Linked DNA regions of Mus musculus: region 1 is linked to region 2. The links are chromatin contacts, found by Hi-C or POLR2A ChIA-PET in ENCODE. All regions are on one chromosome and are shown on one strand. Each heading gives the region's core, a stretch centred on a gene start or an enhancer-like site at or near the end of the contact. The rest is flanking DNA. Distances are from core to core; before and after follow the strand shown. Region 1 holds the start of Cenpf (centromere protein F). Region 2 holds the start of A430105J06Rik (a long non-coding RNA gene).

Region 1 (5,367 bases), core at 2,329-4,828, 2.9 Mb after region 2:
AAACTGTATTAGAAGTCATACTCACAATTGACTACCACACAGTTGGCGAGCAGGGTTTTGCTTTGTTTTTTTTTAAACATTTTCATTAATACCCCAGAAGAGATGAGGTTGGAAACACCAAAGTTTTTTAAAACTGTTAGATGGCAATCTCCATTTTAACTGTAAAATATCAGAAAACTATCTCAATCCAGATCTGAAGCCAGACACTTGACCTTATCACACATGGCAAAAAAGCCATTTCCCAAACATAAATTAGAATGAAATTAAGCCCTAAATATCCACAGGCAGGCAGCAATAAAGTAGATGAAGAAGACCGGGGGCAATTAAAAATGTCTGAAGAGGGAGGAGCTATCACCTGGAGATGGCAAGCTCTGCTTCCTAGGGAAAGTGAGATGTAGGTGAGCGAGCCAGCAGTCAGCCGCCTGCCACACTGATACCTTCTGCTTCTGCTTCTGCAGCGCAGCTTCGAGAGAGTCCAGCTGGAACTGCCTCTGTTGTTTCTCCTTCTTCAGCTTCTCCAGCTGTCCTTCAAGCTCTTGGATCTTCTGAAGAGCTCTGGAGGGGAGACCTTCCTTCCATTCTTCCAGGGCCCAGCTCATCTTGTTTTATTTTTAAAGCATTTAGAAGTAAACTGAAAAAAAAAAATTAATAAAGTTGGTAAAGAAACTTACAATTCTATAACTCTCTGTGGTTCCTCATTTTACTCTTATCTTTGCAATTTAACAGCTTCGAGAGCTACTTGCTTTTGCAACAGATCCTAGCTGTATGACAGGAAAGCGTCAGACTCTTACATTCTTTTCCTTCTTCCCATCATTAGCGCTCAGGCAGAAGATACCTGGAGATGCTGCTGGAGCACCTGCAGGATCACACAGATAGAGTGAAGCCCCTTCAGGATCAGAACGAGCTCTTTGGGAAGATTCAGACCGACTTTGAGAAGTGGGATAATGGCACCTTTCCTGGATGTGGTGGCGCAGGCCTTTAAACCCAGCACTCGGGAGGCAGAGGCAGGTGAATTTCTGAGTTCGAGGCCAGCCTGGTCTACAGAGTGAGTTCCAGGACAGCCAGGGCTACACAGAGAAACCCTGTCTTAAAAAAAAAAAAAAGAAAAGAAAGGAAAAGTCAGGTGCTAGGTATTGAACCTGGGAACTTTCTGAGCAGTGCTCCTCAGCCTCCCTAATCCTGAGAACCTTTACCACAGCTCCTGGACCCCCAACCACAAAATAGTTCATTGCTACCTCCTAACTGTAATTTGCCACTGTTAGGAATCGTAAAGTAAACATCTGACATGCTGGATGTCTGATATGTGACCCCTGGGGGCCAGAACCTACCGTCTGAGAACCACTGCTTTTTACCCTCAGCAAAGCCTTTTCTGTGATTCCCAGACAGGCCGTAGCTTCCAGTCAGTTCCTCATGAGATTCTAACTCTTCCCAAGCTTATCATTCGTTAAACTGACGCATGCCTCAGTCGAGTGAGCTAGGCTACTGCCAGGACTGTTGCAAAGGTAATCAAGGCACTCCCCATGAAAAAGGAACACAGACAGGGACTCAAAGGACAACTCGAGCCCTGCCACTGTCACTCAGACCCAACTGTTCTTTCTGTCTTGTTTTGTCAATTGTGAGAATGATGTTGGCAACTTCCTGGAGCATTACAATGGCATCTCCCATTCTGTATGTGTTATCTATGATGTTAATGCCCCAAAAATATACTTCAGTTCATGACGCTGAGGAAATGTGGATCACCGCTTTCCGAGCCACATCCGTGTTTGTATACTGAGATAGTATCTAACTGTAAATATTTTGAAAAAATACTTTCAAAAGTTAAAGAGAAACAAGGATCTTGACATATTAGATACCGGGCCTTGAAGACAGTTTTTGGTGTCAGCTTCATTATTTTTTTTCCCAGATCTCATTTCACAGAAGACATGTGTAACTCCACACTCAATTTCCCACAAAATTTTCTGAAAGAAATCAAAGGCCTCTTAACTAAAACAAAGAGCAATTGACCCTGTAGCTTGTTCATTCAAGAGTGAGGAGAGTACATTAGACCAAAAACCACACGCAAAAATTGTCTTAACAATTCAGCCAGCCACCGAAATCAATACATCAACGTGCCACAGCCATATCCACCTTTCACCCCAGCACTTGGGAGACAGAGGCCAGTGGATCTCTGAGTTTGAAGCCAGCCTGGTCTACAGAGTGAGTTCCAGGCCAGACAGGGCTACACAGCCAACAAGTCAAAAAACAAAACAAAATAAAAGCAACAAAACATCTAGAGAGGCAATATAAGCAAGGGAATCCAGCAGGTTTATTTTCTAATTCAAAACCTACAAACAGCTATATTCATGTTTGTAGTCACACACTTTGTTGAGAGCAAGAAGATATTTACAAATGTAGTTAAGATAACTAAAGTTATATTTTATTATGCTGAGGATTAGTATACAGTATTTACACTTTAAATTTCTAATTACAGTCTTAACCCTATCTTCCCAGGGCTGCTCACCTGGGTGACATATTTTAGCTTGTCAGGTTCAGTTTTTTTTTTCCTTTTTATTATTATTATTTATTCATTCTACATCCTAATGGTAGCCTCCCCTTCTGCCTGTGATCCCAGTCCCATCCTCACAAACACCTTCCCTTCTCAGAGAGGGGAGGAGACCCCCTTGGATACCACCTGATCCTGGGACATCAAATTGAAGCAAGACTACACACAACCTTTCCCATTAAGGCCTTACAAGCCAACAGAAGTTTTTGATTTGAGGCTCCTGAGGGCAGATTATGGTGGTGTCTTCTCATATGTGCAGCGCAGAGCATTGTCTTAGTCTCCAATTATATACTGTTCACTGGGGATCATGGGGTTTTAGGATTGTTATTTGGAGTGAGTGATGTCAGAGTTTTGGTTATTAGTCTTGGGTGTTTAAAAGGCATTTTTTTTTACTATGTTCATTACACACTTATATACATTTTCTACCTCTCCTACACTTATATATAAATACATCACACCGATCGCCTAATTGCCATTAGGTGTTGACTGGGTACGGAACAACCTGTCAGCCACCTAAATCGGGTCACTAGAGCAAAAGTTGTAAAATCCGTAAATGTAAAAAATTAAGATTAAAGAGGCAGGGTCTGAGAAGAAGACTTTGAAAGATGAAGCAAAATCTCTGTGGTGACGGTGTAAAAGAACTTCCACCGAAAGTATGTCTTTAAAATGCGGAGGGCTCCGTTCATGGGCCCACCGCCCGCCTCAGGCCCTAAAGAGGGTCTGGCAGGTTTCTGCTGTTGTCCTCCGTCAGGATCCCCTGCCTCTCTGCCAGTGCTAGCTAGTTCTGGCTGCTGAGCACACAGCACAGCCTGGCACCCTGGCGACCCTAAGCCGCCAAGTGAGAAAGAAGCTTCTAGAAACCATGCGGGCCTCCGATGGGGGGCCGCGGGCGGAGGACGGGGGCCCCGAGGGGGGACGCTGCTCACCTGAGCTCCTCACAGAACCTGGCTCCGGGCTCTGCGAGCCCCGAGTTCCTCACCGCCGAGCTCCTCACACAGCGCACCGTTCCTCCCCGACCAGCACGAGCGATTCAAACTGCCCGCCGCCGCCGCCCCTCTTCCCTCCCGCTCACTTCCGGTCCCGCCCAGCTAGCCTCCACGCCCATTGGCCATGGCGAGAGGCTTTCGACCAGTCCTCACCCGGCTTCTCGGTGAGCCGCCTCTGATTGGCCCTTTTGGACGACTGTTTAAAAACAAGCAGAGCCGGCGGCGGAGCCTGCGCAGACGTCGGATGCACTGGCGTTGCCTAGAGACGGGCTCCGCACGCTGGGAGGAGCGGACTGCGGGTCTGAATGAGGGTTAAACCCTGAGCGGCTGGGCGGGCTTGAGGAGCAGGGTAAGGTGAGGTCTGTGCTGCGGGGAGGCCGCTCGCTCTAACCGTAGGACAAGCGTAAGGTGTTAGCTCTGAGGGGATTATTATTATAAAAGTTAGCTGCGAAGTTGATTATTACTTTAAAAGTTGGCGCGCACCTGCCATAGCAGCCCTGCGGAGGGCGTTTGGAGGACAGCCTGGCTATAGACAAGAGTCCTTGTCTCGAAAAGAAAAGAAGAGGGGAGGGGAGGCGGGGGGTGGGGGGGCGGATAACAGAGGCACAGTATAACAAATAATCTGAACTTGAATCTAGACATGCATGCAAAACTCAACTGCTGACCTCTCTGTCATCTCCATATTTTCAAAATCTGGATATGCGATTCGCATGGGTTGTGGTGGCTCACGCCGACAGGATTTACTGAATATGAGATCCGAGGGGAACACTTCATCAGATTCAAATATTCACAAGGCTCTTCTAAACTGAGTATACTGCTTCCACTTTCCTAATAGCACCTAAATGCCTAAATATTTTTCTTTAAAAGTAAATATCCATAGGAGGTATGGGATGTGATGCAAACGGAGGGTGGATAGGGGCGGGGGTATGGAATATGGAGTGTGGAAAATAAATTTAAAATAAAATAATTTTAAAAAAAGAAGTAAATATCCTTGGAATTGTAGAGGTGGCTCAGCAGTTGCTGCTCTTGCAGAAGACCTGGGTACAGTTCCTAACATCCACATAGTAGGTCACAACTATCTATAAATCCAGCTCAGGGAATCTGATTCCCTTTTCTGGGCCCACAGGCAACAGGTATGTAACGACATACGTGCTGGCAAAACATGCATGCACATAAAATTAAAACATAAAAATGCTCTCAGTTCCTCTTTCCTCTCCAGTGATCCCTCTCATTGTCTCTCTGCTCACATCCCATTTCTTTTTAGGGTCACTTAGTGCCCAGGGCTTATCCCAGCACCCAGTTTCCCCAGGAAGGCAGCTAAGAGTTACAGAGTCAGATGGAGACCAAAGCTGCTTTATCTTTGGCAGTTCTCTTTGCTATTCTGTAGCCAAAGACTACTTACTTTTAGCAATTTCTCTGACTTTAATTCTTTGCTATTGTATGTCCAAAAGCTGCTTGCTTTCAGGAGTTTTTCTCTTTAATTCTTTGCTATTCTAAGACCTCTGGTTTCTGGTAATTTGACTCCAACTGATAGCAACAAGAGTATTAGAAAAAAGGCTTAGTTTCTCTCTGACTCAAGGACCCCTCCATGGCCAGGCTAGAGGCTTGGAGTCTGTTAACTCTTTGTGAGCCAGAGAGAAAAGAAGAGGAAGAAAGAATTCAAACACACAACTACACACACACACTCTGGCCCTGCCGGACCACCTGTCTCAACAATTTCACAAGTGTTCATGCCAACTTACATAGATACACATATACCTACATATTATTTATGTACATACACATGGACAAACGGACATAGACATATATTCATTTGGTGAATGGGGCTGAGCCCTAAAT
Region 2 (4,898 bases), core at 1,290-3,789:
GAGCTCAATGGCGGAGCTCTTACCTGGCATCTATGCGGTCTCTCACACACAGAAAAGTTCACTTTGCGGTTTGTTTTGTTTGTTTGTTTGTTGGGGGTGAGTAAGCACATTTGGGGCTCTTCAGAGGACCTGAGTTCAGTTCCCAGCACTGCGTCAGGAAACTCATAAGCATGTGTAAGGCAGACTCCAGGGGATGTAATTATATAACGCCTCTGGCACAGACCCACGTGCACATAAATACAAATACTAAAAAAGACATAGAGCCAGCTAAATGGCTCAACAAGTCAATGCCCTTGCCACAAGCCTAGTGAGGACCTGAGTTCAATCCTCCTCAGCAATAACAGAGACCCTACTCCTCCTACAGGCTGTCCTTTGACCTCCGCGTGTGCAGGTGCTGATGTAGCACGTCTGTCCCCCCCCCCCCAATAAATAAACAATGCAATTTACAACTTTTAAAGACTCTAATATTAGAGACACAACAACTCCATTGAATGTGGTTCTAGATTAAGAAGAAAAGCTTTAAAAAAAAACAGCAACAAAAGAGTTGGCTTAGTAAATGTAGCTAGAAGAGCCCGTTTCTGCAGCCAAAAGAACAGCTCCAAGCTGAGCCCTAGTCACTTAGGGACCAACAAGACCTGATCCTGAAAAGTAGGTGGTGATCATCACAGAAGCTGCAGACAGGCTGTTAGTGGTTCACAAGAGGATACATTTGACCTCATAACTGTGGATTCTCTATTTGCAAGGTCACATATGTGGGTGGTATCATTAGTTTTGAACAATATAAATACTTCCCGCACATGCCCTCACCCAGACACACTCCATCCTGACCATTTCTTGTGTTCACATCCTCTTGTAACTGTAACTCTAAGTCACTGCCTAGAGGGTTACTGTAACATAATAGAGTGCAAACATTCATTGGATGTTTCTATATTATATGTTTTCATTATATTCATTATATGTTTCTATATTATTCAAAAGCCTCCTTAACATATGATCTAAAGCTGAAGAAAACTTTAGACACCTAGTCAGTATTTGTGCTGAAAAGAACATTTTCCCTCGCAATTATCTAATATTGAGAAAAGAAATCCAATTTCCACCCAAATCCGAAAGCAGTGTTGATGTCTTACTTAAATGTAATAGTGTTTTTTTTTTCTTAGACAGTAATGCTTACAATTATTCAATTCAAAACTGTACCATAGGAGATAAAATGGCTGAGCAGGTAATGGCACCTGCTGCCAAACTCCTATAAGTCCTCAGACCTCCACATGTGGGTACACAGCAAATAAACCAATGCAGTAAAAACACCACCAGGACCAGAGCTTCTAATTCCTGCCCAACAGGTTGTTTTTTTAACCCCTCTGGTGAGGGCTGAGGACCTCAAAAGCTTAGTCAGCTGCTTCTTGGTCTTGAAGTCCAAGTGCACTCATTCGTTAACTTATGGACCCCTGAGTGACAGTTGTTGATCTAGGAACTGAGGTTCAAGTGTCTGCACACTTAGGGAACTTTCAAACAGCACAAACGCTTCACAAGATTTAAAACGTGGTGCTTTTAAAGTGAGCAGAGTGGGGCTGGAGAACATGTGCATGCATTGCTCTTCCACAGGAACAGTTTCTTCCTCAGCAGCCATTCAATCTCCTCTCACGCCCAGCGCACATACATACAACTTAAAAATAAATAAAGTAATAATAATAATAAAAGCGTCTAAAGAAAGCAAAGCATCAAGCCTCAAGTGAGAGTGACAGAAAAGGCTGCATTAGAAAAATAAGGGAAAATCTCTTTGACAAGTACTGGACCAGAGACTGAAGTCAATGAAAATGTAGGTGACATACAGGTGTTTCAGGAATACTGCAGGCAAAAGGCAGAGACCTCCAGAATGAGCAGCCAACATGAACAGAAAACAGCAGAGCAGCAAGTGACCAGACCTATCATGCAAGTTAAAAGCAAGTTAAAAATTCTGAATGTTACTCATGAACTAGTGGCTTCCCGTAGTAACTGAAGCCACATTCGCGGTTAACTGAAAGCATTAGCCACACCGAAGCAGTAAAGGAGTGTGGGAGCCAAATGCCTGAGCTTCCTAAGAAGCTCCTGCCAAGAAGTATGTTTAAAAGTAGCAGCCAACCCCAGCCACACAATGGGGAGACCTCCGGAGACTCACCTACCTTTCATTCTGAAACTGTATCAAACGTTACTTCAGTATCTCTCCTTTACCATTTCTTTAACTCTCTCTTTTCTAACTCCCAAAGGCTCACAATCCCCCCTGCACAGTAACAGTATTTCTTCTCTCTTGTGGCCTCTTGCTGCTGGCTCCCTGAGCCTATCCCACCCATTATTTCAATCGCGACCCTTCCTTTCACTTTGCTAGGGGTTCCAAATAGAAGCTCGCAACATTGCTCTTACAGCCGTTTCTATGATCTGCTAACAAACTGACTGGCTGTAAGTAAAAAGAGTCAAATCCTCCCAAAGATGCGAACATTTTGCAAGGTTCTCAATACCAGCTTTGGTTCTTCTGTGCCCAAACACTTAGCCTATGTTTTGATCTGCGACAACTAACCGTGTTTTTACTCCACTTCTAAGCGGGTACAGGACCTGCAAAAGGCCTGGGGTTATCGCCTGCCCATCTTTTGCTCTGCTCTTAATTTGTGTACTGCCTGTCATTATCTCTTCCTTTACTGTTAAGTTTCTGATTGGCACCGGCAGTTTCGCCCATCTCAGTAACAGCTGACTGAGTGGAAACACAAAATTAACCGTGACAGCGAGGAGCCTCGGAACAGCAGGGCTCCTCGCCCAACCTCACTCGCCCCACACACTCAACGGCAAGGAAACGCAACCCTAGCCATGGGAAGGAAGCTCAGCCGCCGAAGCTCCGCCAGGCCACATTACCTTCTCCATCAGAAGAGTCTTTGACCTCATCTTCTAGCTTCGACGCTGCAGCCTTGGCTACCATCTTCATCTTTTTCTTCTTCTTCGGAGAACGCTTCAGTATCTCCCCTGGGCTCACACGTGAGTCCTGAACGGCCGCAGCCATCTTGGCTCGCCGGAAGTGCCACCTGATAATTCCGTCGTGTTGCAACACACGGAACTTCCTCCTCTAGTTCCGGAACAGTTGTCCCGCCTGAAGTTCCGCTGTGGGAGCCTCGGGTAGGGACGGAGAGAGGACACGACCTACCGGTTTTCTCCGGCAGAGTCGGTTCCTGGCCTCACCCCGGCCCCTTCTGGGCGGCTGCTGCTGACTGCTCTCCTTTCCCTCCCCCAGAAGCTGGGTTCCGAGTTAGAAACCGCATTCCGAACCCACTGAATCGAGACTCTCCGAGAAGGAATGGATAACAAGGGAACAGCTACGGAATCAGAAAGCAAGCTCAACTCTTAACATGTTCTTGTGCTGGTTTGGCTTTTGTTCTGTTGTTGTTGTTGTTGTTGTTGTTGTTGGCTATTGTTCTGTTGTTGTTGTTGTTGTTGTTGTTGTTGTTTTTCCCCTAAGGACCAAGCACGGTGTTTTTGAATGGACGTTTCTGGATTTTGATAGATCTGAGAGGCTGCCCGGGTAAGGGGCGGTGGAATGAGCCATGTCCTAAATCCTCCCTAGCACCTGCCCTAAACTAAAGCAGCCTTGCAGTTAGTCCCAAGGTGGGGTTTGGGGGTGAGGGCGACAATAGGATTACCCTCCTAAATTAAACCTTTAAATCCTACCTAGTTCCTTCACTAATCTGCTAAACTCAGACTCCACCCTTCCTTCGAAGGACTACAAATGTAAGGAATCCCCTTGGTTTTGTGACTTGCTCTTGGATTCCCCACCATATTCCAGCCCCCACCCCAAAGCCCACCAGTGTTATTAAAGGATCTGGTCTCCTGAAATACGTCCCAGCAGCCGTCTATAGCGAACCAGTAGGTTTTCATTCTTTATATATTGGTTTTTAGTACTCCAGATTTGTCTTAAAAGAAAAAGAAAAGCTGGGCGTGGTGGTGCACACCTTTAATCCCAGCACTGGGGAGGCAGAGGCAGGCAGATTTCTGAGTTGAAGGCCAGCCTGGTCTACAGAGTGAGTTCCAGGACAGCCAGGGCTACACAGAGAAATCCTGTCTCGAAAAAAATAAAAATATAAGAAAAGAAAGAAAAGCAACAGAAAATGTGAATCCTCATGTTGATTGATTTCAATTGGTGTCTATGTATGTATGTATATATATATATATATATATATATATATATATATACATCCTAAAAACAAGAAAACATTTTTTTTAATGGCACAGGAAATACAGCTTTGTAAGTATGGTTTAAGAGACGATCAGATGCCAGCGTAAGTCTCTGAAAAGAACAATTCCAGTCCACATAAATGAGTTTCCCAGGTATTGCTACTTCCTGGGTCTTCTCACCTCTATAGCAGTACAGTGCTTTAATTAGAACGCTGTGCTGGCTGGCCCTGAGGCTACTTCGCTTTGGTCACATATTTAGCACTGTAACAGGGCCCCAGACCTTAGCCTAACTGACTCCATGATGGAAGCACCATTCAAGCTGTAAGAAATGTAGACAGTACCACCTGTCAAAACAAAAACAAAGACCTAATCCATCAAAGTCCATACAGTTCTGAGAAAGTCTCAAAATGTACTAACCTTCCTTTTAGCTTCTACAGTTCCATTTCTGGCTAACTGCTCTTAATAACTGAAGTATATCAACTCAGAGCATAGGGTTGTGCTTAAAGGCTCGCCCTCAGAAAGGCTCACTGGTACGGTGAGATCCTAAAATCCCAGTCCAGTTGCTGGGCAGCTAATAAAGACTTTTTTTTGGGGGGGGGGGGGAGGCAGGGGTTTGAGACAGGGTTTCTCTGTGTAGCCCTCACCGTCCTGGAACTTACTCTGTAGACCAGGCTGGCCTCAAACTGAGAAATCCGCCTGCCTCTGCC

The links. Hi-C counts contacts between places; a loop is a spot of excess contacts on that map. ChIA-PET counts read pairs that join two places held with the same protein, here RNA polymerase II (POLR2A).
Region 1: a map of regulatory T cell shows a loop between it and region 2 (8-fold over the local background). The contact joins the promoter of Cenpf here to the promoter of A430105J06Rik in region 2. A Hi-C loop is called at or near these places in 2 of 37 maps with a recorded cell type or tissue (T-helper 2 cell and regulatory T cell). POLR2A ChIA-PET finds 5 or more read pairs at or near these places in 1 of 5 experiments (Patski).

Annotation. Positions count from the first base shown.
Region 1 is chr1:189,684,508-189,689,874 of GRCm38, forward strand. Cenpf (centromere protein F) reads right to left here and starts at 3,579. Exons shown (of 18, transcript NM_001081363.2): 1 at 3,469-3,579; 2 at 438-631. The coding sequence starts at 599.
Region 2 is chr1:186,746,284-186,751,181 of GRCm38, forward strand. A430105J06Rik (a long non-coding RNA gene) reads left to right here and starts at 2,540. Exons shown (of 2, transcript XR_003948551.1): 1 at 2,540-3,541. Rrp15 (ribosomal RNA processing 15 homolog (S. cerevisiae)) reads right to left here and starts at 3,075. Exons shown (of 5, transcript NM_026041.2): 1 at 2,881-3,075. The coding sequence starts at 3,025.